2 separate regions of the Homo sapiens genome follow, and region 2 is linked to region 1. A link is an interaction called in ENCODE POLR2A ChIA-PET data of the cell type or tissue named here. Cell type or tissue: Caco-2. All regions are shown on one strand. Links, peaks and the distances in the headings refer to the core of each region. The heading gives the core; the rest is flanking DNA.

What was found. ChIA-PET counts read pairs that join two places held together with the same protein. Peaks named below come from ENCODE experiments on the same cell type or tissue, not always from the same donor. Only the 100,000 strongest peaks of a DNase experiment are listed, where the experiment ranks them.
Region 2: POLR2A ChIA-PET joins it to region 1 with 13 read pairs; 9 of 35 experiments call an interaction of 5 or more read pairs at or near these places.

Annotation. Positions count from the first base shown.
Region 1 is chr17:58,493,124-58,508,278 of GRCh38, forward strand. MTMR4 (myotubularin related protein 4) reads right to left here. Exons shown (of 18, transcript NM_001378067.1): 7 at 15,038-15,151; 8 at 14,000-14,196; 9 at 13,620-13,748; 10 at 12,349-12,460; 11 at 11,656-11,851; 12 at 11,180-11,365; 13 at 10,927-11,097; 14 at 10,621-10,775; 15 at 1,809-3,207. Among named protein-coding and RNA genes, the nearest start is that of HSF5, 12 kb to the left of the region's middle. In Caco-2, for the core only: no CTCF peak of the experiment used is centred there; no DNase peak of the experiment used is centred there.
Region 2 is chr17:58,672,337-58,687,491 of GRCh38, forward strand. All of the region lies in intron 1 of TEX14 (testis expressed 14, intercellular bridge forming factor), which reads right to left. All of the region lies in intron 1 of IGBP1C (IGBP1 family member C), which reads right to left. It also overlaps the pseudogene RNU1-52P and the pseudogene RNVU1-34. Among named protein-coding and RNA genes, the nearest start is that of IGBP1C, 12 kb to the right of the region's middle. In Caco-2, for the core only: no CTCF peak of the experiment used is centred there; DNase peaks (open chromatin) are centred at 7,145 and 7,573.

The DNA.
Region 1 (15,155 bases), core at 3,861-11,860:
GAGAAAGAGCTGATACGTAGTAAAGCTGGGATTTGAACCTAGTATTGTAGCTTCAGATTTACACTCTTACCGATATGCTACACCACAGCATAGAAAGACTCTTGTTATGTTCTAAACCAGGGGTTGGCAAGCTATGGCCCACAGGCCAAACTAGCCCACTGCCTGTTTTTGTAAATCAGGTTTTGCTGGAACACAGCTGCATTCATTCATTTACTTACTGTCTATGGCTGCTTTTTGTTTTGTTTTTGAGACAAGGTCTCGCTCTTTTGCCCAGGCTGGAATGCAGCAGCATGATCACGGCTCGCTGTAGCCTCAACATCCTGGACTCAAGAGATCCTCCCACCTCAGCCTCCTGAGTAGTTGGGACCACAGGCGTCCACCACCATGTCCAGCTAATTTTTTGTAATTTTTGTAGAGATGGGGTTTCACCATGTTGCCTAGGCTGGTCTCAAACTTCTTGGCTAAAGCAATCCACCTACCTCGGCCTCACAAAGTCCTAAGACTACAGGCGTGAGCCACAGTGCCTGGCTACGGCTGCTTTTGCACAATAGCAGAGCTGAGTAGTTGCAACATAGACGGTATGGCCCACAAAACCTAAAATAGTTATTATTTGGCCTTTTACAAAAAAAAAAAAAGTTTGCTGACTCCTGTTTAAAGCACCAGAGAAGTGAGAAGCAGGCAAGTGGGGAGCACCTTAACAGAAGGAAGGAAAGTGTCTGTGTAAATGGCAAGATACCATGGAGAGGAAGCTGGCTCCTAGAAGCTCCCCAAGGACTATGGTGCCAGAACCTGAGGCTGCCCAACACTGCACAGCCTATAGTCTTCATCTCTCACCTGGATTATTCCAAAATGACCTTACCAGCCTCCCAATCTGGGTCTCAACTGCCTCATTAAAATTGTACACTGTTGGGCCGGGCGCAGTGGCTCACGCCTGTAATCCCAGCACTTTGGGAGGCCGAGGTGGGCGGATCATGAGGTCAGGGGATCGAGACCATCCTGGCTAACACAGTGAGACCCCATCTCTACTAAAAATACAAAAAAAAAAAATTAGCTGGGCATGGTGGCGGGCGCCTGTAGTCCCAGCTACTCAGGAGGCTGAGGCAGGAGAATGGCGTGAACCCGGGAGGGCGGAGGTTGCAGTGAGCTGAGATTGCACGACTGCACTCCAGCCTGGGTGACAGAGCGAGACTCCGTCTCAAAAAAAAAAAAAAAAAAAAATTGTACATTGTTGCAAGAGTCATTTTCTTAAACTACAACTCTGATCATATTGTGCACTGGCCTAAAATTTTATTGCCTTAAGGGTAAAATCCAAACAAGAAGGGCACTCAACCTGACCCTTGTAATCTCCACCTAATTCTCCAATGTCACCTCCCACCACCCTATTTGACTGTCTCTCATAGCCCCAGTGTAAGCGTGTATGCATGCATGTACACATATATACTCGCATGTCCCATCTTTTTAAGCCATATCATTGGAGTATCTATTGCCACTACGCTTCTGCAAATGGTGTTTTGTTTTCACTGTCTACCTGGCTAAGTATCACACATTCTTCAGCACTCAGCTCAAGCATTACCTTCTCAAGAAAGTCTTCCTTGACGTTTCACTCCACTCCAGCCCTCTAACACCTGATGCCTCCTCAATCATAGCACTTAAAAACATCATTCTAATTGCTTACTTGTTTTTCATCCTATAGCCCAGGCACCTAACTCAGTGGCACACAGCAAGTACCCAACGAATAAATGCTGAATGGAGGGAAGGCTGGATGAACAGAGTAAATAATGGGTGTATGGCAGTTGGTGACTACTTACAAAATCATCCTCATAGTCCATGGGGGGCTCTGCTGGAGGGGCACAGCAGTGACGGATGTCCAGCCTCATCTGAAGCTCACGCACCTGTCGACGTAGCTGCTCCACCTCTTGTTTGTACCCTGCTTCGATTTGCCGTAACCTATGCTGGATCACATCCGTGGGAAAGGGGAGTCCATCATCATCCAAATACAGAGGAGGCACTGGAGAAGGGCAGTTCAGTGGAACGGGCTTTGTGCTAGAGACTTGCTTTGGATGACTGGACAACCACATCTGGTTCTTTCCTCCTGGGCCAGTACAATGTCCATTGGAATGACTAGAACAGACAGGTGACTTCACACCTTCTCTCTGAGCCCACTGGCCCCCAAAGCAGGGCCCTGTGGCCCGCATCTGCTTACTGTTTGGCCTCTTGCTACAACAGCCATAGGAAAGCAGCCGCCGAGGGGTGGCCTCCCCACTTGGGAATGAAGTCACCATCCCTTGGAAGCTGTCCCAGTTGGACCCTAGAAAAGAGAACTCACTGATCTGGCTCTGAGAAATTGGCTTCCGGACCAATTCCAATGGCATTTTCCCAAAGCGAGGATTTTCCAATAACTGCCCATTCCTATTATTTCCTCTTTTACCAATGTCTTCCTCCCCATGGGTCAGATCCGGCACAGAACTCAGTTGTTCCTGGTGGGAGATACTTGCCACAGACCCTGAGGGATCTTGGTTGAGGAAGTCAGTGCTTGGGTCTAGAGGAGTTTGGCAGGCAGCACTCGGTGGGTTGCAAACGGTGCTGAGGCTGTGATCAAGAACACACTTGGAGGGCACACCTAGCATGGAGTCTGGCTGGGCCTGTTGGGGCGTACCTGTAGGAGAGTTCTGGGAAGACTCAGGAAAATTACAAACTCCATCACACTTGTTAGAAATGACCTTGGAGAGTGCACTGACAGCTTCTGTTTCAGGACAATGTTCAGGTGGCTCCCCTATGCCATCTAAAGTCCTACCCAGCTCATCCTGGGCAGAAGGGTCTGGAGCTGGTCCCTTAGTCTCTTCTAGGACTTTGATCTCAGGATCAGAGGTGTTGCTCTTCATTTCCCGAGGCACTGCGGTATTAAGCAGTTTGTAACTTGGAGAACAGCTTTTGTGACTCTTGAAAGGTTTATTGCTCAAGTAGTCTTTCTGGCTGCTGGGCAGAGGAGGAGGAAGACCCACTTCTCCTACAGTTTGCTGAGGCCCTCCTACCCCAGAGTCCACAAAGCTTGTCTCTGATCCCTCAGGATTGCTGTGCCAGGGCTCCAGGCCTACCCTGACCTCCTGACAGTGGTTATTCAGGTTAGGGTCACTGGATGTACGAGTCAGGGGGCTGCTTGTGTCACAGGCAGAAAGAAGATCATCCATGGATCTGGTTTTAGGTAATCTGGAAAGACAAATATAACACCTCCAGGTCAGGAGATGGGCACTTGCAATACAATATATGGAACTGAATCAATGGAGCAATATCAAAGCCAGAGTTTAGAAATAATGACACTTAAGAACACTTAAGTTTAGAAATAAGGACCCTTAAGATCACAAATAACCAATGTTCACTGAAAGTTTACTCTGTAAAAAAAGCATGAGACATGGACCGTGTCCTCCGGAACCCAAAAATCTATCCTCAGCTTTTGTCAGCACTCAACCTACCAGTCTCCCTGGGCAATCTCAACCACTACAGTGGTTTCAGCTGCCTTCTATGCCAATGCCTTCTGAATCTACTGTTCCAGCTAGGACTATACCTGAGACTCAAACCCAATATCCCACTGCCTCCATCACAGTAAAACAGAAAGAAGATGGGTTTTGGAGCTAGACAATATTGGCTCTGACGCTAATTAGCTACATGACTACAAATAAGTAAATTAACCTCTCAGATACTTGGTTTCTCCCTTTATACAATGATGATAATAAATCATACCTTGTAGAGATGCTATGAGAATTCAAAATACAGGCAACCAACCACAAACATAATAACCACAAACTTTATTAAGACAACACAACTCCCTCAACACTGCTCTTGATAACCACTTAGCAGCAGTGTGCTCCTCTGCTTCCCAAGGCCCCATGAAACTTCCCCTAGTATATAGCACTCAGAGTTCTAGAGGCATTCATATATACCAGATAGGTTAAGGGACATTTTCAAGAGTGACCATCCTGATTATTAATGCAGTTCAAAGTCCTTAGAGCAATGAAAACTTGAGTGAAATTCACCAGGGAAACAGTAGAGGCTTCACTGGCCTCCTATTTTTAGATGGCTCAGTCAGTTCAGCCTATGCGGAAAAATTCCCCAAAGGCAGTTACAACGCAGCTTATTTTAAGTAATCGGTTTTTGAAACTTAAAACAAATGTTTTATACATACTTGATATACCTTTTGTGACGAATTTTGATTTTTTTAATGGTACGAAATTCCAGGAAGGCAATAACAGTGGTTATCATTATAGTTCCTGGAGTCCCATAGGCAGGGTTCAAATCCCAATTTAACAACATCTTTGCTGTGTGACTTTAACTTCTCTACGCCTCAGATCCCTCATCTATGGAATAAAGGTAAAGTACCTAGCTCTTAAAGCTATTATGAAGATTAAACAAAAGAATCCACATCAAAGCACATTGCTCAGTGCTTCCTATAACACATTATTGCACTTTATTGTTTACTTGTTTAACTCCCTCTACTGAAGTGTCCTGAAGGCAGGACTCTGTCTTATTTGAATCCCCAGCGCCTAGCACAGTACCAGGGGCAAATGACTTGAGAAATGAATGAATGAGCTCAAAATACAACATGAGGTTTCCACTGCTAGGTGCCAATTGAATGTGTGATACACATCAGGCATCTTAGTGGATCTTCTTAGACATCCAGACAACCAGGGTCCACCCAAGACCTACTGAATAAGAATGGCCAAGAGTGGGGCCTAGGGATCTGTATTCTTTTAAGTGCCACAGCTGACTTCTTTCATTTTATTTTTTATTATGGAAACTTTCAAGCATACAAAAGAAGTAAAGAATATGCTGGGCACAGTGGCTCATGCCTATAATCTCAACACTTTGGGAGGTCAAGGCAGGCAGATCTCTCGAGGCCACAAGTCCAAGACCAGCCTGGCCAACATGGTGAAATCCCATCTCTACTAAAAATACAAAAACTAGCTGGGCATGGTGGTGCATGCCTGTAAACCCAGCTCCTACTTGGGAGGCTGAGGCATGAGAATCGCTTGAACCTGGGAGGCAAGAGGCAGAGGTTGCAGTGAGCCGAGATCGCACCACTATATTCCAGCCTGGGTGACAGAGCAAGACTCTGTCTCAAACAACAACAAAAAGAAGAATATAATTAACTTCCATGTGCTCTTCATCCAAATTCAAATAACAACATTCTGCCATCCTCCACAACTCATTCTATGTGTACCAAAGGTTAGTCAGCAATGTTGACAGAGATAATAATACCTGAGTTTACAACAAGGAGAGAGAGCTCATCCAGCTAGGAGGTCAAGGAAGGCTACAGAGAGAGGGTAGGATTTGAGATGGGTATAGAAGAATGTGTTTATGACTTTAATGGAAGAAGAAGAAGAAGGAGGAGGAGAAGGAGAAGGAGAAGCGGGGGAGGAGGGGGGAGGAGGGGGGAGGAGGGGGAGGAGGGGGAGAAGAAGGAGAAGAAGAAGGACATTTTTGATCTAGGGAAAGGTAGAATCAAAGGTAAGTCAGGTCAGTTGTTACAGAGACCATTTCCTTTAAAATCTTTATACCAATTATTTCTCGAAATCTACTCTCCATCTTGAGCTGCCTACAACACACCTCCTTCTTTGCTGTCAACTAATATTTCAATCCCAATTTCCCTGTATCTCCGCTTTCTCCCCAAACTGGCTGGTCTTCTCGACCTTTCAATGTCTATTAGTGGTACTAATATTCTCCTACTTTTTAAGCTCAGATACTTGGGACCCAAAGTACTTTTCACTTCTACTCTCCAACTTTCAATTCTGTAGCCTGCCAATGGTTCTCTACAGTGCTTCTGAATTTAATCCTTTCTCTTTGCCAGGGACTCTTCCCCTCATATCTGAACTACTACAGCAGTGCTGGCTGGTCTCTGTGCCTCCAGCTACCCTGTACTCACTGATTAGTTCTCCAAGGATCCCACTGTCAGCAGACCACAGTAACTTCCTACAATGACTTCCTATTGACAACTGAATCAAAATAAACTCTTCACTGTAATGTTTAAAGCCTTCAATGCCCTCAATGACCTGTCCTATATTTCCACTATTCCTTAAAATAGCCCCTTCTCAACCCCTGCCAGCCACAGAACTTCTTTTTTTTTTAAAAAAAAAAAAACTACCTCTCACCCAGGTGCAGTGGCTCACACCTATAATCCTAGCACTTTGGGAGGCCAAGGTGAGCGGATCACTTGAGGTCAGGAGTTCGAGACCAGCTTGGCCAACATGGCGAAACCCCGTCTCTACTAAAAATACAAAAATTAGCCAGGTGTAGTGGCACACACCTGTAATCCCAGTTACTCGGGAGGCTGAGGCAGAAGAATCACTTGAACCCGGTGGGCGGAGTGAGCTGAGAAGATCATGTGACTGCACTCCAGCTGGGCAATGGAGCGAGAAAACCCTACCTCTCATGTATCCACTTGCTTTGGACCCCTCTCCACTAACCTTGTTACTGAGCTCACAACTCCCTTTATTTCATTCATTTGTCCAGTTTTTTTTTTTTTTGAGACAGTCTCACTCTGTTGCCCGGGCTGGAGTGCAGTGGCGCGATCTCTGCTCACTGCAAACTCCGCCTTCCCAGGTTCATACCATTCTCCTGCCTCAGCCTCCAGAGTAGCTGGGACTACAGGCGCCTGCCACCACGCCCGGCTAATTTTTTTTTTTTTTGTATTTTTAGTAGAGACGGGGTTTCACCGTGTTAGCCAGGATGGTCTTGATCTCCTGACCTCATGATCCGCCCGCCTCGGCCTCCCAAAGTGCTGGGATTACAAGCATGAGCCACCACGCCCAGCCATTTGTCCAGTTTTAAGTAAATTTTTACTTTAGTAAATTTATTTAAATTTACTTATTACGTGCCAGGTTCTAAGCCAGATACACAGAACACAAAAAGACCCACAGTTCTTGTCTGGTCCTTCATGAAAATTTCCTGAGTAAAACAGCCACCAAGTGACCCTTTTAAAAAACACATCATTTCTCTAAAGCTTTGAACTACACACATTTGTTTTTTTGAGACAAGGTCTCGCTGTGTCACCCAGGCTGGAGTGCAATGGCATGATCACAGCTCACTGCAGCCTCAACCTGCTGGGAGCAAACAATCCTCCTACGTCAGCCCTCCAAGTAGCTGGGACCACAGGCGCACGCCACCATGCCTGGCTAATTTTTGCATTTTTTGTAGAGGTGGGGTTCTACCATGTTGCCCAGGTTGGTCTCAAACTCCTGGGCTCAAGCAATCTGCGCACCTTGGCCTCCCAAAGTGCTGGGATTACAGGCATGAGCCACTGCACCCAGCCTGAACTACACACATTCTTATCTGCTTAGATGTTGACTTAGAATTGTTCTCTAGTTGGCCGGGTCTGGTAATCCCAGCACTTTGGGAGGCCGAGGCGGGTAGATTACGAGGTCAAGAGATCGAGACCATCCTGGCCAACATGGTGAAACCCCGTCTCTACTAAAAATACAAAAAACTAGCCAGGTGTGGTGGTGGGCACCTGTAGTCCCAGATACTCGGGAGGCTGAGACAGAAGAATCACTTGAACCCGGGAGGCGGAGGTTGCAGTGAGCCAAGATTGCGCCACTGCACTCCAACCGGTGACAGAGCGAGATTCTGTCTCAAAAAAAAAAAAAAAAAAAAAAAAGAATTGCTCTCTCTAGTTGTTCTGTGTCTTATCTTACAGCTTAAAATTATCTTGAAAGTAGAACCAATATCTTCTATTTCTTTGCTGTAGCCCACAAAACCTAGTACAGTAATACGCAACTTGTAGGTATTAAAGAAACATTTGTTGAATTGATAAATCAGATACTAAGTTAATGAAATGATTATTAAATGGGTCACAGAGCTTATTAAAAATTTGATTAAAAGTTATGGCCCCTCTCCCAGGAAAAGTAAACCTATGAACCTGTAGCCAAATTCTGCATAGTTTGGGGAAGGAAAAAAAAAATCACTGAAATCCTGAAACCTATCACGGTCCCCTCACAATGACTTAGTTCAAAAGACCCTAAAACCAATAATTTGGGATGCTGGGCTTTTTGTTTTCCTTTATAATATTCAACCAATAACATATGTTATATTTTAACTTTAAAAACTTTCAGCCAGGCTGGGCATGGTGGCTCACACCTGTAATTCCAGTGTTTTGGGAGGCCAAGGCAGGAAGATCACTCGACGCCAGGAATTTAAGACTAACCTGGGCAACAGACCCGTCTCTACAAAAAATAAAAATTGGCACATGCCTAATGAGCTAATTAGCTACCTGGGAGGCTGAAACAGAAGGATTACCTGAGGTCAGGAGTTTGAGGTTACTATAATTGTGCCACTGCACCCAGCCTGAGTGACAGAACAAGACCCTGTCTCTAAAAAACAAAAAAGCTCTCAGCCAATAAACAAATATCAAAATTTGAGATATATATACACATATATACACGTATATATGTATATATGTGTGTATATATATAGTATACATATATACACACATATATGTATATGTCTATGTATATACGTATACATGTATATATGTATACGGATATATATACATATATGTGTATATATATATACGCGTATATATGTATATATATCCTTTGAGCACAGTATTTTCATTCAAAAATACTAGCACAAATGCAAAAATATGCATACAAAGTAACCCTACTGGCCAGGCGCAGGAGCTCACACCTGTAATCCCAACACTTTGGGAGGCCGAGATGGTGGATAACTTGAGGTCAGGAGTTCAAGACCAGTGTGACCAACATGGTAAAACCCCGTCTCTACTACAAATACAAAAATTAGCTGGGCATGGTGGCGCATGCCTGTAATCCCAGCTACTCGAGAGGCTGGGGCAGGAGAATCACCTGAACCCGGGAGGCAGAGGTTGCAGTGAGCTGAGATTGTGCCACTGCAGTCCAGCCTGGGCAACAGAGCGAAACTCTGTCAAAAACAAAAAAACAAAACAAAAAAAAAACACACAAAGTAACCCTACTAAACTATGTACTTAAAAATGGTGTAGATGGTAAATAGCATGTGTATTTTACAATTTTTTTTTTTTTTTTTTGAGATGGAGTCTCACTCTATTGCCCAGGCTGGAGTGCGTGGCGTGATCTTGGCTTACTGCAATCTCCACCCCCCCAGATTCAAGCGATTCTTATGCCTCAGCCTCCTGAGTAGATGGGATTACAGGTGCCTGCCACCATGCCCGGCTAATTTTTGTATTTTTAGTAGAGACAGGGTTTCACCATGTTGGCCAGGCTGGCCTTGAACTCCTGACCTCAAGTGATCCACCTGCCTCGGCCTCCCAAAGTGCTGGGATTACAGGCATGAGCCACCGTGCCCAGCCTGTAATTTACAAATTTTTAAAAAGCTACACATATAAGGATGTAAAGCACTCCCTGTAATGATAAAAAAAAAAAAAATGGAAATTACCTAAATGATGAGTAGGAATCTGGTTATATAAATTGTGGACTACTCTGAAGCCAATAAAAACAAGAAAGGGAATTTAGATGTGCTGTCATGAGAAGACAACCTAATACAAAGCGGGAAAAACAATTTGCAGAATATGCAAAAAAGTAAAAAGCGTATGTAAAAATATTCTGATTTTGTTTATAAAAAATGTTTCCATATGAAAGCGTGAGTGTGGATTTACCTATGTAGAGATAAACATTTGGAAAGACACGTACCAAATGTTAGCAGTGGACACCTGTGGGGACAAGGATCATAAGGGAAGATTTTCATTTTCTACTTTTATATTGACTATTTTTTTAAAACAAGAAATAGGTATTACTCTCATAAATTAACCAACATCATCTCACTTCTCCCCAAACATTGAGCCAGAAGATACCTAATTTTATGTCTCCCTTTTAAATTCTGGCCTTTTTCTGAGGGAGTAATATAAGGCCATCCTCCTGCTGGGAACCCATTTCCCTGAGAGTCAGATGTTTCTGGAAGCTAATGCTGGACACAACAAAGGTTGCTACTAATATAGCAAGCTCCCCATGCCCTGTACCAGTGAACAAAAATCAAGACCATTCCCACAAACCTTCCTAAAACAGTCCTTTCTGTTTTGTTCTCTCCCCTGCTTGGGTATATCATACAGAGTGATAGCAGCTCCTCCAGGAAAGAAAGTATCCAACCTTATCTTCAGAGGACCTTGAAAACACACAGAGTGCACTCCAGGCTAGCTACAAGTCTTGGCCAAGTTTTTCCTGCAAATGACTCAAGAAGTTGCTTTTAAATACCTCAGAAAGAGGCCGGGCACGGTGGCTCACGCCTGTAATCCCATCACTTTGGGAGGCCGAGGCAGGTGGATCATTTGAGGTCAGGAGTTTGAGACCAGCCTGGCCAACATGGTGAAACCCCATCTCTACTAAAAATACAAAAAATTGGCTGGGCGTGGTGGTCGGTGCCTGTAATCCAAGCTACTCGGGAGGCTGGGGCAGGAGAATCAGTTGAACCCGGGAAGTGGAGGTTGCAGTGAGCCAAGATTGCACCACTGGCACTCCACCCTGGGCGACAAAGTGAGATTCCGTCTCAAAAAAAAGAAAGAAAGAGAACATTTAGATGAGATGGGAAACAGTTACTGCCTTCCTAGTGGAGAGAGGAGAAAGGAAGAAGGGCTTTTCTTACCTGTCCAGAGAGCGGCCAGAGAACTCCTGGCTCTGGGCCACTGGGGAAAGGTAAAGATCCATGTTTTCTTCCCCAAGTGTGCATGGAGATGATGCTGGCAGATAAACAGCTGTCCAGAGGTGCAGGGCCCGGACATGACAAACAGGATGCAGGACCTAGGGAAGCAGCCCAATACTAGTGCTTTGTCAAGAGTTCCTTGTCCTTTTTCTTTCCCTAAGCCCTTGACTCTACATTTTCCCTACTGACTCAGCTGCTTCTCCCTATAGGTTTCTAAATAGCACCTACAGGAAAAGGGCTCAGACTCACCATGTCTGAGCTGGGTGTGTAGAGGAAGTTATGAAAGTTTTTATTGCCAGCTCGAAGGAGCGCCCACACAGAGCAGGTCCGCTTGTAGATGTTGCGCTTCTCTCGCTCACAGGGGTTGTTGGCCAGGAAGGTGCCGTAGAGGCAGGAGTATGTGTGTTGCACCAGTTTTACCTAGAAAGCAGAGAGAGCTTGCACCTGGGGGCCTCGGGCTGTCATTCCCCCCATCCCTGTTGTCACAGGCCTTAGGACTTACCAGGAATGCTTCATTAAATTCAAACAGGCAGGGGAACTGCTTAAGCAACTGATGAACAGAATCAAGCCACTGGAGGAACACAGGGCATTGTTCGTTTTGGTCCTCCACATTCTCTTGGTGGCCACAGCGATCTCCAAACTTGTGCCCAAAATCCAGCCAGTCAGACTCCACTAACACTTGGAAGCCCTGCAAAAAAAGAAACTGTTCAAACATAGGGCCTCTCTGGAAATGCTGATGTGCTACTCCCCTGGGAACTGCCCAAAGCAGGAAGCTGGCAGCTTCAAAGAAAAATAGGACTGGACCTAGAAGAGGACTCAAAGCCACCAATTTTCCAAGCCTTTGGGAGTTGGAAAAAAAAAGAAAAAAAGAGCCACCAATGTCCTCTACTGAAAGATCCCCAGGACAGATCCAGAGGGCTCAACACCTTCCCTCCTGCCACATTCCTTCTGGTTTTCCCACCGAATTCCTCTCAATACCTCCAACGTCCTGTAATATGGGTCCAGTAATATTTTGGCCAGGGCTACGATCTGCGGTGTGCGGTCCCAGCCATCTGAGCAGTGTACCAGCACAGGCCGGCCTTCCCGGTCTACTGTATTAGCCACCAGCACAGCTGCTTTTAGCATCACCGACAAGTGCTGCAGCCATTTGGTACTCTCCAGTGCCGACAACCAGCTACACAAAAGCAGACATCAAGTCGGTCACAAAGGGTGCTGAGGCCACAGCAGTCTCTCCACCATCCACAGCCAGCCCCACCCAACAAAGTCCCCATTGAGAACTGAAACCAAGAGGTACAACCCAGGGCCTTTTGGACAAGAGGTATCTAGCAGGAAGGTAGGGAAGACAGGACCTACAGCAGATAAAAGCATCTGAAGCTCAAAAGAGGAACTGAGAAGCATCACATGCACACTCAGCCATTTCCTCTCCCCAGTTCTCTGTGTTCTTTGAGTAGAACAACTGATCCAAACGAAAGGAATCCATGTCCTGTGACCACGCCAAAGTGTTGGCTGAGAAGTGGAAGGGTTCTTGGAACTAGCCCACGGCACCCAACTCCACCCAGGCCCTCAGGTCTCCTGCTCTCCAAACTTCTCATCTCCCCATCTAATCTTCCAAGAATAAGAGGTACTGGGTAAGGAATGAGACTGGAAGGAATCCAAGTAGGGAACACCTACTTGCTAGGATCCGGCATCTGGCTACACACAGCCCGGAGGTACTGAAAGCTGTTCCGGATGGCATGGATGTTGGCCATTCCCATGAACACGACCTCACAGTTGGGATAGTACTCTGTAGACATGACAGGAGAGTGGGACATAAAAGCACGTCCTAGGCCGGGCGCGGTGGCTCACACCTGTAATCCCAGCACTTTGGGAGGCTGAAGCGGTTGGATCACCTGAGGTCAGGAGTTCAAGAACAGCCTGACTAACACAGTGAAACCCCATCTCTACTAAAAATATAAAAATTAGCTGGCCATAGTGGTAGGCACTTGTAATCCCAGCTACTCGGGAGACTGAGGCAGGAGAATTGCTTGAACCTGGGAGATGGAGGTTGCAGTGAGCTGAGATGGCACATTGCACTCCAGCCTGGGCGACAGAGCGAGACTCCGTCTCAAAACAAACAAACAAACAAAAAAAGCACGTCCTGGAAACAGGCATCCAGGACAAGAGTGGTCCTGGTGGACAAAGCTTTCCTGGCAGGGCAGAGCACTCCAGGATAGGAACTAAATACAGTCTTGAAATCTGAATCACACTTGTATCTCTGGAGACTCAGGTGCCATATATTAATAATAGTAACAGTAATGACAAATGATAGCAGTACTTAGAAAGACAATATATAATCAATTCTCAATAAATAGTAGCTGCTCTGTGGCAATAATTTTATATATACAACTTCTTTTTCTTTTTTAAGACAGGGTCTCATGGTCACCCAGGCTAGAGGTGCAGTGGCATGATATCAGCTCACTGCAACCTCTGCGTCCCAGATGCAAGCGATTCTCATGCCTCAGCCTCCCAAGTGGCTGGGATGGGGCCACAGGCATGCACCATCATGCCCAGCTAATGGTTTGTATTTTTGATAGAGGCAGGGTTTCACCATGTTGCCCAGGCTGGTCTCAAACTCCTGAGCTCAAGCCATCCGCCTGCCTCTGCCTCCCAAAGTACTGGGATTACAGGCATGAGCCACTGGGCCCAGCCTACATATGCAACTTCTAATCATCCCAACAATTTTGCAAAGTGTGTAACATCCCCTTCTTATAGAAGAGAAAATAAAGCTTGGACAGATTAAGCAACTTCAGCATAGTCATAGCCATAGCTAGTAGGTAGCAAAGTTGTGATTACAAGCCAGGTTTGTTTGGGCTCTTTCCACTATACAAATGGCCCCCAACCCCCTCCTCACCAAAGCCACCCAGAGCACAGGCTGGCTGCAGACACTGGGATAACAGCAATACCTTCACATTCACAGCCTCCACCCTTGGCCCGGTTGGCCACTGCTGCCGTGTAGGATCGCGCATCCAGGATCAGCAGCTTTTGAGGAGCTGCTGTGCTCTCCACTCCAGAGCACGCAGTCAGAGAAGAATCTAAACACACAGCAGGAAGGAGTCCCTGAGTCAGCCAGCCACCCAACCTCTTGCTGGCCCTCTGGCACTCCCTCTCAGAAGGCAGAACATGCAACTAGAGACCCCTCATACCCCACAGCTTCTGACAAGGCAGGGACCCCAGCACCCCGTGTGTTGTCATCTTCCCAGACTCTCACTGGGGACTCCCTGGGAGCCAATGAAGCCAAGGAGGGGGCCTGCTCCCTGGGGGGTTAGCATCATCCACACCTTACCAAAGTCAGCATCACACGCCTCGCTGGTATCATTATTCCCGGTGCTGAGGGAGCCCCCAGTGGCCCTTGTCCCCGGGTCCAGGGCACAGGCTTTAGCAATGGACGTGACCAGGTACTCATCATCAGCATTGCGCCAGCCCCACCAGCTGATCTCTGGCTGGCTGCAGCGGGCGATGGCAGCCCCATTGCGCAAGTGTCTGACAAAACAGAAGAAACCGTAATGCCCTTGGCATTCGAAGCCTCCAGAGGCCTACCTCAGGGGGTTAGACCAAAGTCTCTAGAGCCAGCAGGGGCTACCAACTCATCCAGGCCATAACAGCAACCAAAAGCCCCAACGTCACTAGCAGGCTTCACCGTTTACAAAGCACCATCACACATACTTTCTCAAATGGGCTCTGTATGTCCAAGGTGACCTTGACTCATCAAATCTGCACAGCAACTGCTCCAGGTACAGACACCCAGCAGGAGAACAAGGCCTGGCTGAGCCAAGAATAGGAACAATTCCAAACTTCAGGGTTACTTCCTGTCTCACTCTATTTTAGCTACAATATTCTAGTGCAGGGATCAGCAAACATTTTCAGTAAAAAACCAGACAACAATTTTTGGCCTTGTGGGTCACAACCAGTTTCTGTCATGTATTCTTCTTTGCTTTTTTTAAAAATAGCCCTTTAAAAATGTAAAAACCACTCACAGCTTACAAGCCGTTTTATATAATAGGCTATAAGCCAGATTTTGTCTGCAGGCCAGTTTGCCAACCCCTGTACTAATGTGTGTATAAAATAATGTACTATTTTATACACACACACACACACACACACACACACACACACACTCTAAAAAAAGGGGGGGAATGAATAAACTCCCTAATAGCCTTATTCTTAGGAGAAAAAACTAAGATAGTTTTTGTTTTAAAGTTATTTCATACTTCCCCATAGAGTGTCAATTCTCAGTCAACCAGGTTACCCAAAATCTCCAATTTTGACTCTTTCCTTGTTGCATAAGAAATGGCCTCCCTACTTCCCAGCCCCACTGCCTCACCTATACACAACCACGGGAATCCGCTTCCAGGAGCGGAAGGAAGCCACGTTCTCCAGCTCTTTGTCAGTGATCCACACAGGAACCAGCAGCTTCTGGGGGTAACTGGGGCACAATCTGA
Region 2 (15,155 bases), core at 2,594-10,593, 180 kb after region 1:
CCCAGCACTGCTGGAGAAAAAAAGTTGCAGAATCTTCCAGCACTCTTACTCCAAATACTCCAAATTTATGCAAACTGCAACTACATCCTCACTGCTACTTGGCATTCCTTTTTTTGAGACAGAGTCTCGCTCTATCACCCAGGCTGCAGTGCAGAGGTGCAATCTCAGCTTGCTGCAACCTCTGCCTCCCAGGTTCAAATGATTCTCTTGCCTCAGCCTCCCGAGTAGCTGGGATTATAGGCACGCGCCACCAGGCCCAGCTAATGTTTTTTTATTTTTTGTATTTTTAGTAGAGACGGGGTTTCACCATGTTGGCCAGGCTGGCCTCGAACTCCTTGGCCACCCAAAGTGCTGGGATTACAACTGTGAGCCACCATACCCAGTCGGCATTCCTTTTTTTCTTTGTTTGTTTTGAGATGGAGTCTCGCTCTGTCACCCGGGCTGGAGTGCAATGGTGTGATCTCGGCTTACTGCAACCTTTGCCTCCTGGGTTCAAGCGATTCTCCTGCTTCAGCCTCCTGAGTAGCTGGGATTACAGATGCGTGCCACCATGCCTGACTAATTTTTGTATTTTTAGTAGAGATGGGGTTTCTCCATGTTGGCCAGGCTGGTCTTGAACTCCTGACCTCAAGTGATCTGCTAGCCTCGAACTCCCAAAGTGCTGGGATTACAGGCATGAGCCACCACGCTCAGCCGGCATTCCTTTTATACATACTTTTTTTAAAAAAAATTTCTTACAATTGAGTGGTTCTCCATGACAGTGGAGCCACTCCCAAAGGGAAATTTTGAAACTCTGAGGGGATGTTTTTGTTTCCCTGGGTAGTCATGCCAAGCCTTTACATATTAAAATATTGTATTGTAGGGCAGGGCGCGGTAGCTTATGCCTGTATTCCCAGCACTTTGGAAGGCCGAGGTGGGTGGATTATAAGGTCAGGAGTTCAAGACCAGCCTGGCCAATATGGCGAAACCATAAAAAAAAAATAACAAATATAAAAAATTAGCCAGGCGTAGTGGTGCACACCTGTAGTCCCAGCTACTCAGGAGGCTGAGGCAGGAAAATCGGTTGAACCCAGGAGGCAAAGGTTGCAGTGAGCCGAGATCACGCCACTGCACTCCAGCCTACACGACAGAGTGAGACTCCATCTCAAAAATAAATAAATAAATAAATAAATAAATAAATAAATAATTGTATTGTAACTTATTTTTCTCTCTCCTTTATATTTGTATTGTTTTGTTTTTGAGACAGGGTCTTGTTCTGTAACCCAGGCTGGTTGGAATGCAGTCACGCAATTTCAGCTCACTGCATCCTCAACCTCTTGGGCTCAGGTGATCCTCCCACCTCACCCTCCCGAGTAGCTGGGACCACAGGCATGCACCACCATGCCCAGCTAATTTTTTCAATCTTTTTTTTGTTTTTCTACAGTTGGGGTTAAGCCATGTTGCCCAGCTTGGTCTCAAACTTCTTGGCTCAGGCGATCCTCCCACCCTCCCAAAGTCCTGGGATTATAGACGTGAGCCACCCCACGTGGCTTCTCTCCTTCATATTATAGTTAGGACATATTATCTGTGGGGTAACTATATGTAGTTTATATTTTCTACAAACATCTTCAAGGTAGTAAATGGAATGTTACTAGTTCTTATAAAAGGAAACCCTGGGCCGGGTGCGGTGTCTCCCACCTGTAATCCTGGCACTTTGGGAGGCCAAGGCGGGCAGATTGCCTGAGATCAGGAGTTCAAGACCAGTCTGGCCAACATGGTGAAACCCCATCTCTACTAAAACTACAAAAAATTTAGCTGGGTGTGGTGGCATGCGCCTATAATCCCAGCTACTCGGGAGGCTAAGGCAGGGGAATTGCTTGAACCAGGGAGGTGGAGGTTGCAGTGAGCCGAGATCGCACCACTGCACTCCAGCCTGGGCGACAGAGCAAGACTCTGTCTCAAAAAAAAAAAAGGAAACCCTTGATTTGACAGAATTGAGAACCACAAACTAATCCTATTGAACCCACATCCTTTTCACAGGAGTGAGAATAACTTATTTATGATGAAAGTCCGGCCAGGCGCAGTGGCTCACGCCTGTAATCCTAGCACTACAGGAGGCCAAGGTGGACAGATCACTTGAGGTCAGGAGTTCACAACCAGCCTGGCCAACGTGGCGAAACCCCGTCTCTACTAAAAATACAAAAATTAGCTGAGCATGGTGGCTCAGGCCTGTAATCCCAGCTACTCGAGACGGAGAGGCACAAGAATCGCTTGAACCTGGGAGGCGGAGGTTGCAGTGAGCCGAGATCCTGCCCCTGCACTCCAGCCTGGGTGACAGAGTGAGAATCCATCTCAAAAAACGAATAGAAACACTAAGAAGAAAACATAGATGTAAATCTTCCTGACCTCCAATTAGGGAATGATTTCTTACATATGACATCAAAAGCACAAGTATAGTATGTCAATTATCCTTCAATAAAGTGGTTAAAAAAAAAAAAAGATTTATCTTCGATGAGGCCTTTGGAAAAAAAAAAAAAAAGGCAGGTAGGCCGGGCACGGTGGCTCACACCTGTAATCCCAGCACTGTGGGAGGCTGAGGGGGGGTGCATCACTTGAAGCCAGGAGTTTGAGACCAGCCTGGCCAACATGACGAAACCCCATCTCTACAAAAAACACAAAAATTAGCTGGGCATGGTAGCACATGCCTATAACCCCAGCTTCTTGGGAGGCTGAGGCATGAGAATCACTTGAGCCTGGGAGGTGGAAGTTGCAGTGAGCTGACATTGTGCCATTGCACTCCAGCCTGGATGACACAGGGAAACCATCTCCAAAAAAAAAAAAAGATGCAAATAGCCAATAAGCACACGAAAATATGTTCAATATTCTTAGCCATCAGGGTAATACAAATCAAAATCACCATGAAATACCACTTCACCCTCACTATGATTGCTAGAATCAAAATGACAAGTATCTGGCTATGGGTGGGCAAACTAGTTGATTTTCCCGAAAAAAGCTAAAACTACAAAGAAGATTGTGCCAAGCCTTGAGTGTGTTGAGCCCAACTGCAGAACAAAGAGAATGCTGGGTATTAAGAGATGTAAGCATTTTGAAGTGAGAGGAGATGAGAAGAGAAAGGGCCAAATGATATCCAGTTCTAAGTGTCATCTTTTGTTTTATAATGAAGACAATACAATATTGGGGTTATGTTCACATAAAAAAGTCTCCAGACAATCTCTGGCTCTTTCTAAAAATCAAACTATCTTTTAAATGGGTGAATTGTATGGTATAATATTAACAGATGGTTTCCCCATCTCCCTTCCCCAGACAGACTCCTGATTATGACAAGGACTATGTTCCAAGGGTATCTGCATTCCCCTCACCCAGAATAAGCTTTGTTTACAATAAGTACCCCATTATATATTGGCTGAATTGAATGAACTGGAAATCAAACTCAGGAAGCATTTCCAAAAGGATTTCCTTTAAACATGTTTTTAATTTTTAGAGACAGGTTCTTGTTCTGTCGCCTGGGCCTCCAAAGGTACGGTGATTACAAGCACGAGCCACTGAGTCTGGACTTTTTGCATTTTTAAATTGATATATCATAGTAGTATGTAAGCTTTTCCCTTTTTAAAACTACTATGGGCCAGGTGCCGTGGCTCACACATGTATATCCCAGCACGTTGGGAGGCTGAGGTTAATGGATCACCTGAAGTCACGAGTTCGAGACCAGCCTGACCAACATGGTGAAACCCTCTCTACTAAAACATAAAAATTAGTCGGCCAGGTGCAGTTGCTCACGCCTGTGATCCCAGCACTTTGGAAGGCTGACGCAGGCAGATCACCTGAGATCAGGAGTTCAAGCCCAGCCTGGCCAAAATGGTGAAACCCCATCTCTACTAAAAATAAGAAAATTAGCCAGGCGTGGTGGCAGGTGCCTGTAATCCCAGCTACTCAGGAGGTTGAGGCAGGAGAATCACTTGAACCCTGGGGGCAGAGGTTGCAGTAAGCCAAGATCACAGCATTGCACTCCAGCTTGGGCAACAAGAGAGAAAATCCATCTCAAAAAAAACCAAAAAAACAAAAAAAAACACAAAAAAACCCAGGCGTGGTGGCAGGCGTCTGTAATCTCAGCTACTCGGGAGGCTGAGGCAAGAGAATCACTTGAACCTGGGAGGCAGAGGTTGCAGTGAGCCAAGATCATGCCATTGCACTCCAGACTGAGCAATAAGAGTGAAACTCCATCTCAAACAAAAGAAAACAAAACAAAACAAAACCAACAAACTACTATGTCAGAACCTAAAGGTGATCATTCAAAGTAGTCATTTTAGAATGCAATGAATGAATTTCAATTCTATAGTCATTGTTAAGAGCAGGTTAAAATCCTTTAGGGGCCAGGTATGGTACTCATTTTTGTAATCCCAGCACCTTGAGAGGCCGAGGTGGGAGGATCACTTGAGGCCAAGAGTTCGAGACCAGCCTGGGCAACATAGCGAGACCCTATGCTACAAAAAGTTCTTTTAAAATTAGCCAGCTGACCAGGTGGGGTGGCTCACGCCTGTAATCCCAGTACTTTGGGAGGACGAGGCAGGCAGATCACCTGAGGCCAGTCTGGCCAGCATGGCGAAACCCCGTCTCTACTAAAAAATACAAAAAAGTAGCCAGGTGTTGTGGCGGGTGCCTGTAATCCCAGCTACTCAGGAGGCTGAGGCAGGAGAATCGCTTGAACTCAGGAGGTGGAGGGTGCTGGGAGCCGAGATCAAACCATTGCACTCCAGCCTGGGCAACAAGAGGGAAACTCCGTCTCAAAAAAAAAAAAAAAAAAAAAATTAGCCAGCCGTGGTGGCACATGCCTGTACAGCTACTTGGAAGGCTGAGGCAGAAGGACTGAGTCCAGGAGGTCAAGGCTGCTTTGAGCCATGATTGAGCACCACTGTACTCCAGTCTGGGAGACAAGAGCAAGACCCTGTCTCTAAAAATAAAAATGCTTAAAGGAAATCCTTCCTGAGTTTGATTTCCAGTTCATTTGACTCAGCCAACATATATGTGGTACTCATTGTGTACAAAGTTTATGCTGGATTAAGGGAACACAGCCAAGAAAAAACACCAAGGAAGCCTGTTACTATCACAAACTAAATAGTAGTACAGCTTCTCACTTCCATGGAAATTTAAAGACACAGTTCACAAGAAACAAGCAAGGAGAAGCCAAACACGGCCACAGACAATCACATTGGCTACTTCCCATTTGACAAAGAATAACACAGGGGAAAGTGTGAACACAGTCGCCCACTACCACAAATTATGCAGTTGAGTATCCCACATTTGGGGAAATCACAGGGGCCAGCAAACACAGAATGCAATGAGTGAACCTTGCCCTGGGAAAACCACCTTTGTGGTCAGGGTATCTTCCCTGCCCGGTAAAGTGGAAGGCATGGTTGTTGCCTGACATCTCACCCTCAGATTCAAAACACTCTTCACATAGGGTCACTCTTCTTGCACAAGTTCTAGCCTGCTACTTACAAGATAAAGACTTTTCCAAAGTTTAAGAGCCAGAAATGGCTGGGCACGGTGGCTCACGCCTGTAATCCCAACACTTTGGGAGGCCAAGGCAGGCAGATCACGAGGTCAGGAGTTCAAGACCAGCCTGGCCAACATGGTGAAACCCCATCTCTACTAAAAATACAAAAATTAGCCTGGCATGGTGGCGGGTGCCTGTAAGCCCAGCTATTCGGGAGGCTGAGGCAGGAGAATTGCTTGAACCTGGTAGGCAGAGGTTGCAGTGAGCAGATATGGTGCCACTGCACTCCAGCCTGGGCGACAGAGCGAGACTCCAACTCAAGGGGGAAAAAAAAGGGAAGTTTTTAGATGTGATTGATTTAAGATGAAAAGCTTATCCAGATGGGCCTAATGTAATCACAGGGTCCTTAAGGGAAGGACACTGGAAGACAGTGTGGCGATTCCTCAAGGATCTAGAACTAGAAATACCATTTGATCCAGCAATCCCATTACTGGGTATATACCCAAAGGATTATAAATCATGCTACTATAAAGACACATGCACGTGTATGCTTATTGCAGCACTATTCACAATAGCAAAGACTTGGAACCAACCCAAATGTCCATCAATGATAGAATGGATTAAGAAAACGTGGCACATATACACCACGGAACACTATGCAGCCATAAAAAAGGATGAGTTCATGTCCTTTGTAGGGACATGGATGAAGCTGGAAACCATCATTCTGAGCAAACTTTGCAAGGACAGAAAACCAAACACCGTATGTTCTCACTCATAGGTGGGAATTGAACAATGAGAACACTTGAACACGGGGTGGGGAACATCATACACCAGGGTCTGTCATAGGATGGGGGAAACGGGGAGGGATAGCATTAGGAGACATACCTAATGTAAATGACGAGTTAATGGGTGCAGCAAACCAACATGGCACATGTATACATATGTAACAAACCTGCACGTTGTGCACATGTACCCTAGAACTTAAAGTATAATAATAATAATAATAATAATAATAATAATAATAAAAGAGAAGGACACTGGAGCCAGGCGCCGTGGCTCACACCTGTAATCCCAGCACTTTGGGAGGCCGAGGCAGGTAAATCACCTGAGGTTAGGAGTGCGAGACCAGCCTGGCCAACATGGTGAAACCCCGTCTCTACTAAAAATACAAACATTAGCAAGGCGTGGTGGCGTGTGCCTGTAATCCCAGCTACTCAAGAGGCTGAGGCAGGAGAATCCCTTGAACCCTTGAGGCTGAGGTTGCTGTGAGCTGAGATTGCGCCATTGTACTCCAGCCTGGGCTACAAGAGCGAAACGCCGTCTCCAAGAAAAGAAAAAAAACAGAAGGACTCTGGAGGTCCACAAAAAGATATAAAGACAGAAGAAAAGTCAGAAGATGCTAAATTGTTAGCTTTGAAAAGGAAAGGGCTACAAACAAGGAAAATGTGAAGGTAACACTCCCTTAGAGCCGCCAAAGGTATTCAACTGCGTACTTCTGATTGTAATGGCAAATCACTGTAGTACTCAATGACAACACCAACCACGAGGGGTGTGAGACCAAAAGCGTGTGTGGAGAAAAAAATGACCATTAGAAGGCATCAATCTCTCGCTATTCCAAAACAGGAGGTTACAATATAACACAGGAAAACCTACGAAGCAAAGATACAACGTACGCCTTTTATAAACAAGCCAGATCAGGGGAGAGAACCAACATAGTCCCCACTACCACAAATTATGCAATTAAGTTTCCCACATTTGTAGAAAACCACAGGGGTCAGCACATCCACAATGCAAGAGACAAACCTCACCCTGAAAAATCCACCTTTAATGATCATGTTATTTCCCTTGCCAGTTAAGTATGAGTCCCCAGCGCTGCCTGAGAGTTCACCCTTAGATTCAAACCACTCTAAATATAGGATCATTTTTCTCATGTGCTCTTTAGACCCCCTAATTTCTGGAATAAAGATATTTTCCAAACTACAATAACCCAGCACCTGTATTTTTAATATCTGGCTATTCAAAATCTTAAGAAATATAAGCCTAGGGTGCAAATAGCCAGCAGTCACTGCGCTTATCTACATACTCCACACCCCTTTGGATGATCTCATTCAGTATGTCCTTTCCTAGTATGCTTGGTGACACGACTGAAATAAAACTTAAAAATGCTCTACAGATTAAAAGGTAAATAACGTAAACTAGCTCCTGCCTTTAAGGGTTTGGCACTAATGATGCCACTATGGTGTCTTTTTTCTTTTTTTTTCCCCCCAGAGACAAAGTCTTGCTTTGTTGCCCAGGCTGGGGTACAGTAGTTATCGAACTTCTGGCCTCAGGGGATTTTCCTGTTTCAGTCTTCCCCAGCAGCTGCAAAAACAGGCGCGCACGGCTTTCTTGCGCAGTTAAACAAGCTGCTATACACGTAACCTGAGTAAGTTTGAAAACATGAAATTTGGTAAAATTATTTCTGAAAATCCAGTCTACATATCTGAAAATCCAATCTCTGTATAGGTTACCTACCAGTCCAAAGTGTCATGCTTACATACAAAATGCTGTCTTTCAAACATGCAGCAAATGATCAATCTTACTTGAAAGATCAATTGCACAAACGCTAATTCTAATTTTGAATGAAGCAGGCCGGACGCTGTGACTCCTGCCTGTAATCCCAGCCCTTTGGGAGGCCAATGCGGGCAGATCACTTGAGGTCAGGAATTCGAGACCAGCCTGGCCAACATGGTAAAACCCTATCTCTAATAAAAATACAAAAATCAGCTGGGCATGGTGGCAGGCACCTGTAATCCCAGCTACTCAAGAGGCAGGAGAACCTCTTGAACCTAGGAGATGGAGGTTGCAATGAGCTGAGATCACGCCGCTGCACTCTAGCCTGGGCGACAGAGCAAGACTCTGTCTCAAAAAAACCCCACAAAAACCAAAAAAACAAATTAGAATTGGAGTTTCAGAGTTAACAGTGTTCTTCAATTGTCTTTCCAAGATCACACTAGAACCACCCTAATATCCCACATCTTTTATTTTACAGAAGGACTCTTCTGGTATCTTCTCTTCTGCCAAAATAAATTAGCCAGAGTTTATAACTTTTTTTTCCTTGTCACTGACTTCAAGCTCACGGTTTTCCATCTTTACAAAAGGAAGAAATAATGCTGTTTTAAAAATCTTGGGCCAGGTGCAGTGGCTCACACCTGTAATCCCAGCACTTTGGGAGGCTGAGGTGGGTGGATCACCTGAGGTCAGGAGTTCAAGACCAGCCTGGCCAACATGGCGAAACCCTCTCTACTAAAAATAAATTAGCCGGGCATGCTGGTGGGCACCTGGGTACTCGGGAGGCTGAGACAGGAGAATCGCCTGAACCCAGGCTGCAGTGAGCCGAGACTGTGCCATTGCACTCCAGCCTGAGCAACAAGATCGAAACTCCATCTCTAATGATAAATAAATAAAAATGAAAATAAAAATCTTGCTAAACAAGCAACAACTGAGAACATAGAGGTGTCTTAGATGGGGAGAAAAAGAATATTGGGACAAGGAGGTAGGGGATTCTGTGATGCAACCAGACACTTGTTCTCAAGTCTGATGTTCTGACAGTCTATCAGTTTTATTTTTATATACTTTCCTTTTCAAAGAAGTATTATGTAATATATATATACATACACACATATGTATATGTATGCTCTATAAATTGTCAACATTTTGTTTTGTGAAATAAAACACACTTTGAAATCTGGTTGGAGGGCTGGTCGCAGTGGCTCACACCTGTAATCCCAGTACTGTGGGAGGCCGAGGCAGGTGGATCATTTGAGGCCAGGAGTTCGAGACCAGCCTGGCAAACATGGTGAAACCTTGTCTCTACTAAAAATACAAAAATATCTGGTGGTGTGCATCTGTAATCCCAGCTACCCAGGAGGCTGATGAAGGAGAATCGCTTGAACCTGAAAGGCAGAGGTTGCAGTGAGCTAAGATCATGCCATTGCACTCCAGCCTGGGTGACAGCAGGAAACTCTTGTCTCAAACAAAAAAACAAAAAAAAAGAAAAGAAAAAAGAAATCTGGTGGAACAACTCATGTAAGGGAAAAGGTAATGTATGTGAACTATACTGCCATTACCACCAAACAATTCTTACAACCAAAATGCCAGTTTCAGAAGATTTGTGACTAGCAGTGCCTTCTTCAGGCTAGAGTGCAGTGGCACCATCACAGCTCACTGCAGCCTTGACCCCCAGGGGTCAAGTGAGCCTCCTGAGTAGCTGGGACTACAGGCACACACTACCATGTCTGGCTAACTTTTGTATTTTTTGTAGAGAGGGAGTTTCACCATGTTGCCCAGGCTGGGCTCAAACTCCTGGGCTCAAGCAATTGACCCGTCTCCGCCTCCCAGACAGTTGGGATTAGAGGCATGGAACCACCATGCCCAGGCCACAGAGTCTTTCTTTTTTTTTTTTTGTGACAGAGTCTTACTCTGTCGTCCAGGCTAGAGTGCAGTGGTGCCATCTCAGCTCACTGCCACATCTGCCTCCCAGGTTCAAGCGGTTCTCCTGCCTCAGCCTCCTGAGTAGCTGGAATTACAAGCACATGCCACCATGCCCGGCTAGTTTTTGTATTTTTAGTAGAGATGGGTTTTTGCCATGTTGGCGAGGCTGGTCTCGAACTCCTGACCCCAAATGATCCACCTGCCTCAACCTCCCAAAGTACTGGGATTACAGGTGTGAGCCACCACGACCACTCCTCCAACCAGATTTCAAAGTGTGTTTTATTTCACAAAACAAAATGTTGATAATTTACAGGCCCACCTCAGCTTCCCAAAGTGCTGGGATTATAGGCGTGAGCCACCATGCCCGGCTGCCCAGCCTACAGAGTCTTAAGTGGCTCATGAATCCTCACAAGTCCCAGTTTCAATGTTTCACAAAAATTTCATTGCTATTGGCCTAGTTATCAAAATATCTGTTCAAGGGAGTCAGCCTTAGGCAAAAAGATGTCTGTCCTCCACTGCCTTGTAACTCTAAGCAAGTTAAGAAAAATGTTACTGTTATAATCCTCACAGAGGTCCTGCATACCTTAATATCCTTTGAGAAGAGCCTCATTTCTTTGATTAGAAAAAAATGAGGAGCTGGATGCGGTGGCTAACACCTACAATCCCAGCACTTTGAGAGGCCAAGGTTGCAATGTGTCGAGATCGCGCCATTGCACTCCAGCCTGGGCGACAGTGCGAGAGTCTGTCTCAAAAAAAAAAAAAAAAAAAAAAGACAAAAATGAGGAAAGGCTGAGCACGGTGGCTCACGCCTGTAATCCCAGCAGTTTGGGAGGCTGAGGCGGGTGAATCACTTGAGGTCAAGAGTTCAAGACCAGCCTGGGCAACATAGCAAAACCCCATCTCTACTAAAGATACAAAAATTAGCTGGGCATGGTGGCACGTGTCTGTAATCCCAGCTACTCCGGAGGCTGAGGCAGGAGAATTGCTCGAACCTGGGAGGCGGAGGTTGCAGTGAGCTGAGATCACACCACTGCACTCCAGCCTGAGTGACAAAGCAAGACTCCATCCCCCCCCCCAAAAAAAAAAGGAAATATATGTTTGTTAAATACTAACATAAGTAAACATATAAAATCTTTATAAACTGAATCTAGTAGATTATTTAAAAAGAGACAGAATTGGCCAGGTGCGGTGGTTTACGCCTGTAATCCCAGCACTTTGGGAGGCTGAGGCAGGCGGATAACCTGAGGTCAGGAGTTCAAGACCAGCCTGGTCAACATGGTGAAAACCTGTCTCTACTAAAAATACAAAAATTAGCCAGGCATAGTGGCTCACGCCCGTAATCCCAGCTACTCGGGAGGCTGAGGCAGGAGAATTGCTTGAACCCGGAAGGCGGGGTCTGCAGTGAGCTGAGACTGCGCCACTGCACTCCAGCCTGGGCGACAGAGCAAGACTCCAGCTCAAAAAAAAAAAAAGAGAGACTTGGTCAGGTGGAGTGGTTCCCGCCTGTAATCCCAGCACTTTGGGAGGCTGAGGCGGGCGGATCACAAGGTCAAGATATCAAGACTATCCTGGCCAACATGATGAAACCCCATCTCTACTAAAAATACAAAAATTAGCTGGGCGTGGTGGTGCATCCCTGTCATCCCAGCTACTCGGGAGGCTGAGGCAGAAGAACTGCTTGAACCCGAGAGACGGAGGTTGCAGTGAGCCGAGATGGTGCCACTGCACTCCAGCCTGGCTACAGAGCGATAGGACCTACATATATAAAAGTATACGATAAAGGTAACATTTCATATAGAAGGGGAAGGAACTGATTATTTCAAAGACTGCTCAGAAAATTAGGTCACAACTGGAAAGAAAAAAAAATGCTTCCGCCCGGCATGGTGACTCACGTGAGCCTATAATCCCAGCACTTTGGGAGGCCTTGGCGGGTGGATCACCTGAGGTCAGGAGCATGAGACCAGCCTGACCAATATGATGAAACCCCATCTCTACTAAAAATACAAAAATTAGTGAGGCATGGTGGTGGGTGCCTGTAATCCCAGCTATCTGGGAGGCTGATACAGGAGAATCGCTTGAACACGGGAGGCGGAGGTTGGAGTGAGCTGAGATCACACCATTGCACTCCAGCCTGGGCAACAAGAGCGAAACTCCGTCCCAAAAAAAAAAAAAATTGCTTCCATATTAGCCGGGCATGGTGACACGTGCCTGTTCCCAGCTACTCTGGAGGCTGAGGCAGGAGAATCACTTGAACCAGGGAGGCAGTGGTGGCAGTGAGAAGATCGTGCCACTGCACTCCAGCCTGGGCGACAGTGAGACCCTGTCTCAAATAAATAAATAAATAAATAAATAAATAAATAAATAAATAAATAAATAAAAAGCTTTCTTCCTCCTACCACTTATTTTTTAAAAACTCATATAGATTAATAGGGAGGCAGAGGTGGGCAGATCACCTGAGGTCAGGAGTTCGAGATCAGCCTGGCCAATATGGCAAAACCCTGTCTCCACTAAAAAATACAAAAATTAGCTGGGCGTGGTGTCTCACACCTGTAATCTCAGCTACTCAAGAGGCTGTGGCATAAGAATTGCTTGAACCCTCAAGACAGAGGTTGCAGCAAGCAGAAATCATGCCTAGGTGACAGAGCAAAACTCAGTCCCCCAAAAAATCATATAAATAGTCAAATGTTGAAGGAATGGATGGTTAGAAAATAAAATTAAAAATTAAAAAAGATTCAAATGTAGATCTAAACCATATGTAGAAATAATACGAATGAAAAATCCATTTATAATTTTGTATAGACCTTCTAAACATGTTACCAAAGTCAGAATACAAAAATTGAATACATTAGATTTGGCCTAGTTTTGAAGGACCTGTTTTGAAGCACGTTGGGAGGCCGAGGTGGGTGGATCACCTGAGGTCAGGAGTTCAAGATCAGCCTGGCCAACATGGTGAAACACCGTCTCTACTAAAAAAATACAAAAATTAGCTGAGTGTGGTGGTGCACACCTGTAATCCCAGCTACTCAGGAGGCTGAGGCAGGACAATCGCTTGAACGTGGGAGGTGGAGGTTGCAGTGAGCCGAGATCACACCACCGCACTCCAGCCTGGGCAGCAGAGTAAGACTCGGTGTCAAAAAAAAAAAAAAAGAATGTCAGATTTGACAGATAAATAGTAGTTAATTAGGTGAAGGAGGGAGAGGTAATATTATAGACATATGCAAACACTGTTGAGGGATGAGGTCTAGCACACACAAGGAACTAAGAAAAGGCCAAAGTAGCAGGAGTATAGGAAGCAAATGGGAAAGAGGAAAAGGAAGAAGGTAAAGAGGAAAAACAGGGGCCAAAACATGCAAGCTTTTTTTAAGCCTTATTAAGAAATTTGGTCTTTATCCTAAGAGCAAAATAAGGCGAGGTGCGGTGCCTCATGCCTGTAATCCCAGCAGTTTGGGAGGCTGAGGTGGGTGGATCACCTGAGGTCAGGAGTTCAAGATCAGCCTGGCCAACATGGTGAAACACCATCTCTACTAAAAAAAATACAAAAATTAGCTGGGTGTGGTGGTGTGCACCTGTAATCCCAGCTACTCAGGAGGTTGAGGCAGGACAATCGCCTGAACATGGGAGGTGGAGGTTGCAGTGAGCCGAGATCACACCACCGCACTCCAGCCTGGGCGACAGGGCAAGACTCTGTCTCACAAAAAAAAAAAAAAAAAAAAGATCAAAATAAGGAGTGACATAACTGAAATGTACTGTAAAAAGATCATGCCAGGAGGATCATGGTGGCTCGCACCTGTAATCCCAGAACTTTGGGAGGCCGAGGAGTCCTTGTGACCAGGAGTTCAAAACCAGTCTGGGCAACACCTTGTCTTTACAAAAATTTTTAAAAATTAGCTAGGCACGGTGGCATGTGCCTGTTAGTCTCAGCTTCTTAGGAGGCAAAGGCAGAAGGATCTCTTTCTTGAGCCCAGGAGTTCAAGGTTGCAGTGAGATATGATTATGCAGAGTGAAAGGGAAGGAGGTGTCAAGGATGATTCTAGGTTTATGGCTTATGCAAATGGAAGGATGGATATGTGGTTCATGGAGGCAGGAAATGCAGGAAGAGGGCAAGGTTCTGGGAATGGGGTGAAGGTAATGAGTTAGGCTGAGTTGGAGGAGACTTTGAATTGTCCAGTAGGCAATTAGATATTTGCATCTGGACGGCAGAGGGTCAGGGCTAGAAATACAAATTTGAGAGTCACTGCCATGCCCAGGTTATGGAGGATGTGCTTGCAAAGCAAACAGAAAAGCCAAATATGTAGAAAGGAAATCAGAAGTGTGGCATTAAAAAAGCCAAGTAAGAGAATGTTTCAAAGAGTCGTGGACAACAAATACATATTGGGCTTCTATTATGTATAAGGTCCTGTAAAATTGATACTGCTAGTATATATGTCTGAGGCCTTAAAGAAGCTTTATCATAACCACCTCTAAAGCTATGCCTTTATTCAGAGGTTTTTCTCCTCAGTCTGAACAACATTGACTTCTTTCTCCTATTCCCAAACCCACTTGAACATGAAAGGTCACCTTTTTTTTTTTTTTTTTTTTTTTTTTTTTTGAGATGCAGTCTCGCTCAATCACCCACCCTAGAGCGCAGGGGAGGGATCTCAGCTCACAGCAACCTCCATCTTTGGGGTTCAGGAGATTCTCCTGCCTCAGTCTCCCGAGTAGCTGGGATTACAGATGCCCACCACCACACCTGTAGGGAGCTGAAGGCCCATGGGATGTGACCAACTCAGCATTCCACTGGAGGCTCTATGATCAAACACCAAACTGTTAATCATGAATGCAGGATGTGAGCAAACTCACGACTGCTCCTGCTGACAGAAGATTTGCTGGAGGCAATCACTCCCTGGCACTGAGGTTATCCACTGCGACATCTAGAGAATGCGGTCTTGCAAGCCTACTCTGGACTCAGCAGCTGACCCCTTCTCCCACCTCCCTTCTCACTATCTCTTTTACCTAATAAATACAGAAGGCTGTGTAAAGCTCAGGGCCCTTGTCCACTAGAGGCAAGGTACCCCCTGACCCCTTCTTCCAAATATACTCTTTTGTCTCGTCTTTTATTCCCGCATTTGCCCTCCTTTGTTCAGCCCATAGGTCCGTGCGGGTTACAGAGTGGTGCCCTGATCAGCAACAGAATCGGGTGCTCTACCCA